Regions from separate parts of the Homo sapiens genome. Here region 2 is linked to region 1. A link is a contact called in ENCODE Hi-C or POLR2A ChIA-PET data. All regions are on one chromosome and are shown on one strand. The core of a region is the stretch at or near the end of the contact, and the rest is flanking DNA. Distances in the headings are between cores, read along the strand shown. Region 1 has its middle 35 kb from the start of RUNX1. Region 2 has its middle 150 kb from the start of RUNX1.

What was found. A loop is a pair of places that touch in the nucleus more often than their neighbours do. ChIA-PET counts read pairs that join two places held with the same protein, here RNA polymerase II (POLR2A). Pooled maps may share reads with other maps.
Region 2: a map of chondrocyte shows a loop between it and region 1 (2.4-fold over the local background). The contact joins two enhancer-like sites. A Hi-C loop is called at or near these places in 3 of 168 maps with a recorded cell type or tissue (IMR-90, chondrocyte and heart left ventricle) and 7 of 50 pooled maps. POLR2A ChIA-PET finds 5 or more read pairs at or near these places in 3 of 52 experiments (BJ, IMR-90 and OCI-LY7).

The regions. Positions count from the first base shown.
Region 1 is chr21:35,081,050-35,087,309 of GRCh38, reverse strand. No RefSeq gene overlaps it. Among named protein-coding and RNA genes, the nearest start is that of RUNX1, 35 kb to the right of the region's middle. Within about 2 kb of position 2,234, at least 3 of the 41 ENCODE cell types and tissues checked have a DNase peak (open chromatin) inside an H3K27ac peak, as active enhancers do.
Region 2 is chr21:35,196,607-35,202,869 of GRCh38, reverse strand. No RefSeq gene overlaps it. Among named protein-coding and RNA genes, the nearest start is that of RUNX1, 150 kb to the right of the region's middle. Within about 2 kb of position 4,794, at least 5 of the 41 ENCODE cell types and tissues checked have a DNase peak (open chromatin) inside an H3K27ac peak, as active enhancers do.

The DNA of each region.
Region 1 (6,260 bases), core at 985-3,484:
TAGTACAATCAGCCCTTAGTAACCACGGAGAATTGGTTCTAGGGCCCCAAGCAAATACCAAAATCCACAGATGCTCAGGTCCCTTTTGTAAAATGGTATAGTGTTTTCATATAACCCACACATATCCTCTTATATATATAATCATCTCTAGATTACTTATAAATTCTAATGCAATGTAAATGCTATGTAGTTAGTTGTTATAGCCTATTGTTTAGGAAATAATGACAAGAAAAAAAGGTCAGTACATATGCAATACAAACAACCACCTTTTTTTCTCCCCTGAGTATTTTCAGTCCTAAATTGGTTTAATCCATAGACGCAGAACCCACCATTAGGGAGGTCTGACTGTACTTCACGGGTTTCAGCTGGGTTAATAACTAGGCTCTTCTCCTTTGGCAGGCTTTGAACCACATTTTTTTCACTGCAGTATCATGAGATATCCAAGAATTCTGCATCAAGTTTTTGGCCTCTTAGCAACTGATTTCTACTCAGTTTATCTACCTTTCAGCAGGAACAATTTAATAATCAACCAAAAACTTTACGAGAAAAGCAGCTCAGGGTGTTGGTCTCATTTCTCTCTGCTTCCCTTTCCTTTGGAATTTTGGCCCCTCAAGTCCTGGTTGCCTTAGCAGGGCTGAACATCAATTTTTGTCTCCCTGGGGCCACGAGACTCACAAAAGCTCTGCTCAGAGTCTCTTCCTCTTTGCCACTGAGTTATTCCTGACTCACTTGCTCAGCCTCTTTGCCCAGGATATGGACAGGAAAAAGCCTTAGGGGAAAATCAGCATAGAATGGCAGGTTTCTCTTTCCCTCAATGAGCAGGCTTTCTCTTTAAGATACTGAACCCTCAAATCTAGTCCATTTTAGTGAGTCTTTACTCAGATTGTGTGTGTGTGTGTGTGTGTGTGTGTGTGTGTATGTGTGCATACTCTACTCAGCTTTTCGTTTTGTTATTGATAGCAGGTTTTGTCCACCTCTGGCTGGTCCTTCAGAGCTGTTAGCTGAAGCAGTGTCTGATAGATTGAAAAAGCAAAAAATAAAGGACTCATAATAACCTTTCTAGTAAATATCCTTTTTTGCCCCTTTAACATAGCCTGAAAGAAGGAATGTGAAAAAAAATCTCAGAATTATCAAATTTCCCCATAGAATTTCATGCCACTGATAATATTTCAGGCACAAAATGTTTTCTGTTTTTAAAGTTTTTCCATATATTGGACTATAAATTCTTAAATTATCATATATATGGTAGTCCTTAGTGCTGGTTTCCAGATATTCTGGTTCTTCCTTCTTCTGGCACTTCCACCTTCTAGAGGATTCCCCATCCTGGCTCCTCTGTGGTGGGATACAACTTGCTCTGGCCAATGCATTGTGAGTATAAGTAAAGTGCCTGTATTAGCAGTTATCTCATTGCTATAAAGAAATACCTGAGACTTGGTAATTGATAAAGAAAAGAGGTTTAATTGGCTCATGGTTCTGCAAGCTGTACAGGAAGCATAACAGCTTCTGCTTCTGGGGAGGCCTCAGGAAACTTACAATCTTGGTGAAAGGCAGAGGGGCAGCAGGTGTGTCTTACAGCCAGAGCAGGAGAAAGATAGAGGGGGGAGGTACTACACACTTTTAAACAACCCAGAGCTCATGAGAACTCACTCGCAACAATAGTACTGGTACTAAACCACTCATGAGAAACCACCCCCATGACCCAATCACCTCCCACCCAGCCCCCACCTCTAGCATTGGGGATTACATTTCAACATGAGATTTGGGTGGGGACACAAATCCAAACTATATCAGCCCCCCATTGAGACCCCCAGAGTTATTTTCTTCTGCCACTGTGACCATTACTGGTCTAAACTGTCCTGCATTTTAGGGTGAAAATGAGAACAACATGGAACAGAATTCCTTCCTAAGCCTCAGGAGATAAATAGCATGGGCAATAAATTAACCTTGTTTTAAATCATTGAAATCATGAGGTTGCTTGTTACTGCATCATAACACAGCTTATCCTGATTCATACATTAAAGATTGCAAGAAATATATAGAATCCCATTTTATTGATAAAATTAAACAAGGCTCAGATTCTTGCTCAGAAAAGCTCCTTGCGAACATGAACATGTCTTATTTATTTTTATTGGCCCTTCATCTAATATAGCTTAGCTAAACTATGCAATACAGAAGATGACTGAGGAATTTCTGAGACGACTGGATGAATGACCAAATAAATTCCTTTGTGTGAGTCAGTATACATAAGAAGACAGGAAGGCAGGATATTATGATCTCACAAGATAAATCTGGATTCAAATCGTGGTTCTAACTTTATCTATGTGACCCTGAGCAAGTATCTGAATTTCTCTAAGTCTCAGCTTCCCAAACTGTAAAATGAGAAAAATAATATCTGCCTCTAAGGGTTGTTAGGAGAATTGAAAGAGATAACTTTGTGATGACATTAGCCTACATTCTGGCACATACTAATACTAAAAAATGGCAGGCATTATCATTATCCCTCAAAAATTAGCGGGAAGAAAGAAAAGTATAGGAATCAATGTAGGTGGGGGATGTCAATATTTAATAAGTCACTGGTAACTTTTCTCTAGATTTATATCAAAGTCAAAGAAAAGGAATCTGGAGAACAAAACAAAGCTAGTTTCCAGAAAAATTAATGAAAGGCAAAAATAACTGAATCCATTAATCCATTCAAGAAACTATGAAATTAAAATATGAGGTGTGAATATGTACATATGTGTATTTTATATATATATATATATACACACACACACACACATATATATATAGGAGATGTATTTGAAATTTGAGACATGAGATGGATGAATAAGCAGGTAAACAGACAGATACATACTAGTTAGATATTAAGTGTAAGGGTTATATTAAAATATATTGGCAAAGCTCTCTTGAATAGAATCACTTTAGTGCAAATGAGAAGAGTTTCTAAGAAGAGAATGATTGTTACTTGGACATGGAGTCATTAAAAGGAAAAGACTAACAGCCTGGAAAAATGTACGTCATTTATGCATGCCGATGATGACACGAAACTTCCGAAGTTTCATTTTAAGAAATCCAGACTATAAGCAAAATACTTCTGATCACTAATGTTACAAAGATTTTCCAGAAAAGCCATGTTTGAGCTTCAGAGAAGTGGGTAATAAGATGCTAATGCAATCTCTACATCTTAAGGCTTGAATGGGGTGGACATCCAATATGGCGCACTCACAAAGCTGGCAGCTGACGCCGTCATCTGGGAGCATAGATGGGCTTGTTGACTAGGCCTACACATGGCCTCAGCATGACAGCCTGATTCAGAGGCCAAAGCCCAAGCAAAAGGTACCAGTCCTCTTAAAGACTAAGTCCAGAATGGCATAGCATCACGTTCACCAAACTCCATTGGTCAAAGTAGCCCCAGGCCAGCTAAGATTCAAGTGGAAGAGAAATAGTATAGTGTCTTAGTGCATTTTGTGTTGCTATAAAGGTATACCTGAGGCTGGATAATTTATCAAGAAAAAGGGTTTATTTGGGTCACAATTCTGGCTGGCTGGAAAGTTCAAGATCGGGCATCTGCAACTGGTGAGGGCCTCAGGCTTCTTCCAGTCATGGGTCAAGGTGAAGGAGAGCAGTTGTGTGCAGAGATCACATGGCAAGAGAAGAAGAATGGTGGGGAGGCATCAGGTTCTTTTTACAACCAGCTCTTGAGGGAACTAATGAAGTGAGGACTCACTCACCCCTGAAGAAAGAGGGTATTAATCTATTCCTGAAGGATATGCCCTCATGATGCAAACGTCTCCTATTAGACCCCACTGCATCCAACACTGGAGATTGAATTTCAGCATGAGGTTTGAGGGGAAACATTTCCAAACCACAGCAGACAACCATCAAAAGACTGTCAGATAATTTGCATCCATCTTTATTGTGCCACACTCTAGTACGTAGATGTCACTATGCAAATATCTTTCTAATGAGTGGGTGATTAAATACTTGGCCACCTTATGCTGTTCCTGACAAGGATGTTTTCTTTTCCTCTACCTTTGAATATATCAATTTTCTACACGTTCCAAAATTTTTAATTCTTCTCTTCCACTTTCCATTGTTACTTGGAAACATTGTTACTATCTTCCCTCCTTTTCCTCCTTCTTATCAATTTCTTCCTTTTCCTCTCCCTTTCTCTATCCTGCTCTCCCCAACACACACACACTGATATGGTCTGGCTCTGTGTCCCCACCCAAATCTCATCTTGAATTTTTTTTTTTTTTTTTTTTTTTGAGCAGAGTCTCACTCTGTTGCCCAGGCTGGAGCCATCTCGGCATACTGCAACATCCACCTCCCAGGTTCAAGCTACTCTTGTGCCTCAGCCTCCCAGATAGCTGGGACCACAGACATGCACCACCATGCTGAGCTAATTTTTGTATTTTTAGTAGAAACGGGGTTTGGCCATGTTGGCCAGGCTGGTCTCAAACTCCTGACCTCAGGTGATATACCTGCCTCAGCCTCCCAAAGTGCTGGGATTACAGGCATGAGCCCCAATTCCCAGATTCATCTTGAATTTTAATACGAATTGTAGTGCCCACGTGTTGGGGAAGGGACCTTGTGGGAGGCGATTGGATCATGGGGGCAGTTCCCCCATACTGTTCTTGTGATAGTGAGTGAGTCTCACGAGGTCTGATGGTTTTATAAGGGGTTTTCCTCCCCTTTGCTCTGCATTTCTTTCTCCTGCTACCTTGTGAAGAAGGACGTATTTGCTCCCCTTCCACCATTATTGTAAGTCTCCTGAGGCCTCCCCAGCCATGCAGAACTGAGTCAATTAAACCTCGTTCCTTTATAAATTACCCAGTCTTGGTTATTTCTTCATAGCAGAGTGAAAACAAACTAATACACACACACATCTCCCATGACATGGGACAATGGCAGTAATAAGACAGAGCTGGAGACTCAGGCCCACACGGCTGGTGTAGATGCTTCTGGTAAGTCATGTGTTTGCAAGTTGGCAATACCCCCTTTGAAGCTTGGAAGCAAAAAGAAAGAAAACAGCAGATGTATATTTTTCTTCATTGTACAAATTTGTGGTTTCAAGTCTACACTTTACAAAATATGATTTTCCTTTTTCAAATAAAAAAAGACTGAAAGATCTATAAATCACAGAGGCATCACTGAGTAACATCTTGATGATTTAAGTGTAAATGCGTAAGAAACATATGGATTCCATTTCATACAAAGAACACACATTGGGAGTGAGTGGGGGAAGCATCTGGCAAATCATGTTTCTGGTTTGGTAGAATTCACAGAATTGGGAGGTGTAGTTCAGGACATGAGCAGCCCAAATGCCAAGTGTGGGCTGAGCTCATTTCAACCTGATGCCAAGGCAAAGCTGGAGTTTTCATTCACGTTCACATACACCTCACTTAGGTCTTTTTCTTTTTTCTTCACATTATAGACTTGGCAAAATTTAAAGATTCCTTCCATTTTGGATTCATATGAGCTCTAGGTCCTGGCATGAGGAAAGTAATCTAATACAAAATGACATAAAGTTTGGGAAAAACGACAATTTGATCTCATGTTCACTTTAATATGGAAAGGTTGAATAACATTCAATTACAATTCATTCCAATTTTCATCTTCTCAATGAAAGACGAGGGGCTGCTGAAGAGGGGTAAGCAGGGAAGATTCTAGCATCTGTGGGTGGGGTGAGGTGGGGAAGGGGTTCTCCTGGAGCTGTGAGCAGCCCTGCAAAGATTCAAGAATGCAGAACAGTTTGCATTGACATGATCGTCTACCTTTCCTCCCTTTTGGTGACTAACTAATTCACAAGAAGTGCTTAAAAAGAACAGAATTACTTTGCTCTGGATTAGACATCAAGCATTTGAGAAACGATGATCACTAAATCTAACCAGAACTATAGATGGGGAGAAGAGAAGGAAGGCTGGTAGAAAGACAATTAGAGATGCTACGCACGTGTAAGGGTGTCAATTCCATCCCCAGGTAGGATGACAAATTTGAAAGTTTGTTTCTGCCTGTTGATCTACACAGACCCCAGCAGTGATCTGTAAATGGAATGAAGACCATCTGCATTGATTTGCACTCTTAAGTGTATTGTGCTTTCTGCCCCTCTCATTATCCTAACTCTGGCCATTCTCACAGGGATTCTTCAACTGCCCAGGTCCTGACCTCCACCTCCAATAGCAGAGCTGCACAAAATATCAGAGCGCTCTTCTGAAAAGGCAAGTCTGATCATGCCACTCTCCAGCTAAACAGCCTTT
Region 2 (6,263 bases), core at 3,545-6,044, 110 kb before region 1:
ATACAGAAGATCTCTCCCTTTATGCCAACATCAATCCTCTTTCAGTAGCAGTTTCCCAATATTTTCTTGATCTAAAAAAAACAAACAACAACAACAAAAACTTCTTTATTTTTGTTTTTCTCAAACACCTAGTTATCTACTTTCTTTTTGGATACTTTTCCTTTTATGTTTTTATTACCCTTTGCCTTCAGTATGTTAGAAGGAGGTTGCCAAATTTCCTCTGAATATTAGCTTAGTCACTAAGAGTACTGGATTTAAGAGGTTGCTTTTCTCTACTAAGCAATACAAAGTAGATGTTCTTGATTATGTCTCTTTTTAGTGGTAGAAAACAGTTCATAGTCATCACTGAACATCATTCACTGGGCCTGGAACCTGAGTCTGAAGGGTTGAGGAAGGCAGTGTCATGCAGTCTTGGGGAACAGAGGCTCTCTGGAGCCAAGACACCTGAGTTCAAACCCCAGTTCTGTCACTTGCTAGCTGTGTGAGCTTCAAAAATTGAACTAACTACTTGAAGCCTTGGTTTTTCCCTCTGTAAAATGGAGAAAAAAGTGGTACCTACCTCATTGGGTTGTGAGGATCAAAAAAGTTGATATTTGTACTTATAACAGTACCTGGTACATGGTAAGTGCTATGAAAATATTGCTATTATTGCTATTGAAAGATTGGGCCTATGGAGACACACTTAGGAAGCTAGACATAGAAATTTTGCACATCATTAATAATGAATGAATGAATAGTATTAAAATGTATTTGTTCAATAAATATTTAGGGAGCAATTACTCTGTACTGAACACTGTGCTAGGTGCAAGACACAAAAACTCAAAGCTATAGAATGTACTCTAAGGGAGCTTAGGCTCTGGGGAGAAAGCTATGGGCATTGTGGGCAGACCAAGGCTGTGGTGTCAGATAACTTTCAGCTCAAGCCCAGCCCCATTAGTGGAAAGGGATTGGGTAAGTGAATTTTCTCACTTGTGAAATGGGGATAATTCTACCTTATTAGGTTGTTTCAAAAAGTAATGGAGAATACAGAACATATACACATGTATTTTAAAAATATACTTACCCCAGTAAAAACTCAGTGAATAACATGTGTTATATGTTACATATGGACATGTCTATGTCTGCATATAGGTATTTAGAGAGGGAAAGAGAAGAACTATGATATGAGTTGATAGTCACTCTAGCAGGTTTGTTCCAGGCAAAGTCAAAGCCCAGAGGGAGGGTCTTGAGCCTGCCTAGAGAATCCCAGGAAGAGAAGAGGGGCAGAGACAAAAAAGACAACTAAGAGTCCACCTTTGCAGAGAACAGGCAACCTGGGGCCAATCAACCATGCGTGCAGAGGCCTGGAGGCTGAAGGACTGGTAGGTTTGAGACAGCTAAGAGTTCAATATTGTGAAACAGAATATGCAAGGCAGAGAGGCGGTAAAAAAAGATGTTGCACAAACAAGCAGGGACTAACTCACATCTTTGTCAGAATGTCACTTTCTTACTGATTTCTTCCCTGACTACCCTATGTAAAATGAACCCCTCCTCCAGCATTCCCTAGAATCCTGCCCTGCTTTGTTTTTCTTTGTCACCTTGTACACAAGTCACCTTCTAAAAATAAGTATAAATATACATGTATGTATACAAATGTACATATACATGTGTGTGCATGTCATACAAACACACACACATGCATGAGTTATTTTGTTTATTATCTGTCTCCTCTCAGTAGAATGGAAGCTCTACCAGAACAGGGATTCTGTTCACTGCTATTTCCTTAGCACCTAAATCAATGCCTGGCACACAGTAAGTGCTCAATAAAAACAGGTTGAACTGAATAAATGACTGCATAGCCTCCTCCGGCAGGCAAGAAAGGTGAGCTCATTCTTTGGTCAGAAGAAACTTGAAAAATCCTAAGCAAGGGAAGATGTGATCATATTTTCCTGTTCTAGAGGCATTGTTCACGGTGGACCGTCATGGAGTCCTTTCAATGATTTGAGCTAGCTGCATGAGGGCCAGACCCAGAGAGTGAGAGAACTGGGAACAGCTGGCAGAACTGGATGGCAGATTGGAGGGGACATAGGGAGAGTGGGCAGGTAGGATTCCCTCAGGTGTCTGGCTTGAGCAAACAAGTGTTATTCATGGAGAAAGGATAGGAACATGCGTCAGTGAAGCCAAGAAAACTTTTAAAAAATAATGCTTTTATTCCAAGGAGGGTGAAAGATATCATAGATGCTCAATAGCTAATGACTGATTGATTGAAAATGTAAGGAAAGAAATGGTCTGGTAGAATCCTATTAATTATTAAATCTATAGCTTTCTGAATTACCTGTGGCCTAAGAAAGGTGATGAGACTTGGGAAATGTCTTATGTAAAAGAAATGGGAAGGATTCACTGAAAAAAAAATCTGTGAAGAGCAAATAACTTTTTGAAAGACAGCATTTCACTTCACATTATTGTTATTTGCTTTAACGGGGAATCCTGTGCAAGCGCAAAACTTGTCTTCTCAGCTTTGAGTACTGCATTCTGTCCCTGTGGACTGGCATCCACAGGAGAAGCTAAAGAACCTGTAAAGGGCTGGGTATGGTGGTTCAAATCTGTAATCCCAGCCCTTGGGGAGGCTGAGGCAGGAGGATCGCTTAAACCCAGAAGTTTGAGATGAATCTGGGCAACATAATTAGACCCCACCTCTACAAAAAATATTAAAAATGTTAGAAGGCATGGTGGTGCACAGCTGTAGTCCCAGCTACTCAGAAGCTGAGGCAAAAGGATTGCTTGAGCCCTGGAGGTCAGTGCTGCAGTGAGCTATGATCGTGGCACTGCACTCCAATCTGGGCAACACAGTGAGACCCCATATCTGCAAAAAAATTAAAAAATTATTTTGGCATAGTGGCATGCACCTATAGTCCCAACTACTCAGAAGGTTGAGCCAGGATGATTGCTTGAACCTCGGAAGTTGAGGCTACAGTAAGCTTTGATTTCATCACTGCACTCCAGCCTGGGTGACAGAATGTGCACAGAAGTAAAACTCAGTGAATTTCCATCAGAATTCCTGGAACTCCTTTAGGGGCAGATGTGGCATTGAAGAGTCACCAAACCTGCATTACTACCCAGCTACAATAAATTTGCTGAGCAGCTTTCATAAGTAAACCCATGGACAAGCTATCATCTCCCTGACCTGGTTTGTGTGAAATTGCTGGTTAGGTTGCTGAGTTGCTTCCAGTTTTTGAAGAGGGGTGGTGTCCCTCAAAGTCATGCATTTGGTGTGGCTGGATGAAGCGTCCTCCCAAACACTGAGATCCAATAGCCCTAGACAATGGCAGGCCTGGCAGCCCGCCCTGGACTGGACTGGCAAATGCTGATGGGACGAGCCTTGCATGTGGCATTATCGGTGGATGAGCCTTCTCAGAGCCTGTTGTTTGGAGCAAAAGAGAGTATGGACATTTCAGCCTTTACTGTAACATGAGAATAAGAACACCCATTGTGCACTGCATTTATGAATTAAATGTCATCAGACCGTCTAGTGCTTAGCACAATACTGAATAGGAGGATGCAGTCAATGATTGTTAGTTTCACAGTCCTTGGGGTGTTCGACCCTCTCTCTTCACATCAGGGATGCTGAAATGTGTACATGTGCTAAAAGAGATATGTAGGAATAAGTTCTTAAGTGAAGAAAGTAGAAAAAATGGGAAAGTACCATGCTGAACATGAAGGTCACTGAGTTTCATGAAATGACTTGGTCAATTTTCTACATTTAGGTCTTTAGCTGAAATGTACAAACAACTGTAAACCAATTCAACATTTGTATGATACATATGTGTGTGTGTGTGTGTGTGTGTGTGTGTGTGTGTTCTATGACTGTTGATATTTTGAAAAAAGTGTTTTGTTGTGGGTGGTTCTTTTTCTTTAAGCTGTGCTTTTAGAAGTTTACTATGTTCTTAAATATATCTTTTACATGTAAGTGAAATCTTTGTTTCCTAAAAAAAGAAAAAAACACATCCTTGATTTTGCAATGGAAATCAGTGAAGCAACTGGCTATCAGAAATTCACTTTATAATATTTGAGAAGCTCCAAATTTAGTGGGAAGTACCACTAAACCAAACATATCAATATCTAGTGTCACTTTCACTTTTCTCTCAAGGCAACTTTGGCAAGACTCAATATTTTGAAACAACCCGTACATATGAATCCCCATTTGTAGTTTGTTTGTTTTTTTAAACTATCTTATTTTGAGTTAATTAATTTACCCCTTCCAAAGCCTATCTTCCCTCCCATCAGTTTCTCCAGGTTGTTTTCTTCTATGTTATTTTTCCTTTGTATTATAATTTGCCTTGTATAAGTCAATTCAACATCACACATCAAACACTAGCTATGTGTTTGTGTACTATGTGTTGTCACATCACATAAATTTAGAATCCGCTGAGATCAGAACAACATTTTATTCCTTTCTTTTCTTCCTTCCTCCAATTCCCAAAGTAGAGAATTCAGAAGAGTGGTGCTTGCCAGCAATTTTTGATGAGAGATCAAGCTGTTGGGGAATGTTCTTCTCCTCTTATTTCATTCCATTTGAATCTATGACTGTTGAAGTTTTCCACGTTCTTATACTGACTCAACAAATGTCCCCAGGGGTATTTCCATCTTCTAAGCATTAGTTCACTTTCTTTGCTTATTTACTCCCAGTTGCTTCGTGAACTGAGCCAGGATATCAGTGATTAATGACTCAGTACTATTTCAGGAATCCCCTGCATTTTCCATATGCTGACTCACCTACAGTTTTCTATGTTCACCTGTTGGGAGCATGGCTGTGGCATAGGACATGTGGCTTTGGATGGCCAGAAGGCCCTGAAAACTTATATGCAATTGCAAAACTGCCATCCGAACAAAGCCCTTTTGCCTGTTTTTCTTTGGCACTTTTCTTCCCTTGAGCAAGTTCCTTGAGAATAGAGATGGATTTGTCTTAGTCATCTTTGAATCAGCAATGGCTACCTTAGTACTTAGGGTTGCAATAAAATATCTGTACTCAATAACTATTCATTGAATGATGGAGTAATGTAATCTTGAGGAGTCTCAAAGACAGTTAATTTATGTTTGGTGAATTGTAATGGTTGTAAACGTGGAAGAACCATTTTAAGAAGATAAAGGCTTAGGCCAATATCCAGGAATAACTTAAATGCCTAAAGTCTTGGAGTTACTTAGAAAGAATGGTATGATGAGAAAACCATAAAAGGACCAAAAAAGAGTCAAAGCAGTTGAATGAAACCTGCCAAAGGTTTTATTACCATGCAGCCTTATTGGTGTTGATTCTCTTAAGCTGGTCTTTCCTGCAAAACACATCCCTTGTTTTTGTCTGTCTTTAGCACTAAACCCAACTCTTTTGTTCATACTAACCCCTTTCTTCAAATATATGACATGAATTACACGAAGTAAGTATGCACGATGTGTTAGGGATCCCCACAGCCATTCTCAGATTCAATGACTCACTAGAAAGACTTACAGGACTCAGCATATGGTCATATTCACAGCTACAGTGTATTATAATGAAAAGATACCAAAGGAGATGATCAAAGTGAAAAGGCACATGAGTTCAAGTCCAGAGGAAACAAGAAACCAGCTTCTATGAGTCCTCTCTCCCAGCGCAGTCGTACAGGACATGCTTAATTCCTTTAGCATTGAATTGTGACACATGTTGTCTACCAGGGAAGCTTGTTAGAGATTCAGTATCCAGAGTTTTTATTTGGGGCTTATCACATAGGCACTCTTCCCCTAACACACACCAACATTCCAGACTCTCCAAGAAAAGCAGGTGTTCAGCATAAGTCCCATTGTGTTTATAAACACTTCAGGTATGGTAAACCAACTTTATCAATTAGTTAAAGCTTATCAATTAATTAAGCCACTCTCTAGTGGTGGAAACATTACTGAAATCCCAATTTTCAGATGTGAACCAGGGACCAACCTTGCAAGTAGGTGTTCATCAGGCTAGCAGTCTCAGGACTGCTATATTTACTGTACAGTGTACACCAAGCTCATCATCTTTCCCTATCTTGGAATATTCCACCCTCTCAATCCCAGCTCTGTGCTTTGCTGATTTTATCATTCAAACTTGAACACAAACAGTGTCTCCTAAAGAAGCCCTAGCTGGCCGTACTATTGAATGTAGCTCCTATACCAAGTCACTCTCTACCATTGTCCAGCCCCTTTTGAATTTCATCTGTATGTTCCATGTTGGAAGGGATATTTGTTTTGTTACTTTCTCTACGCTCTGGACCCAGAAGAGT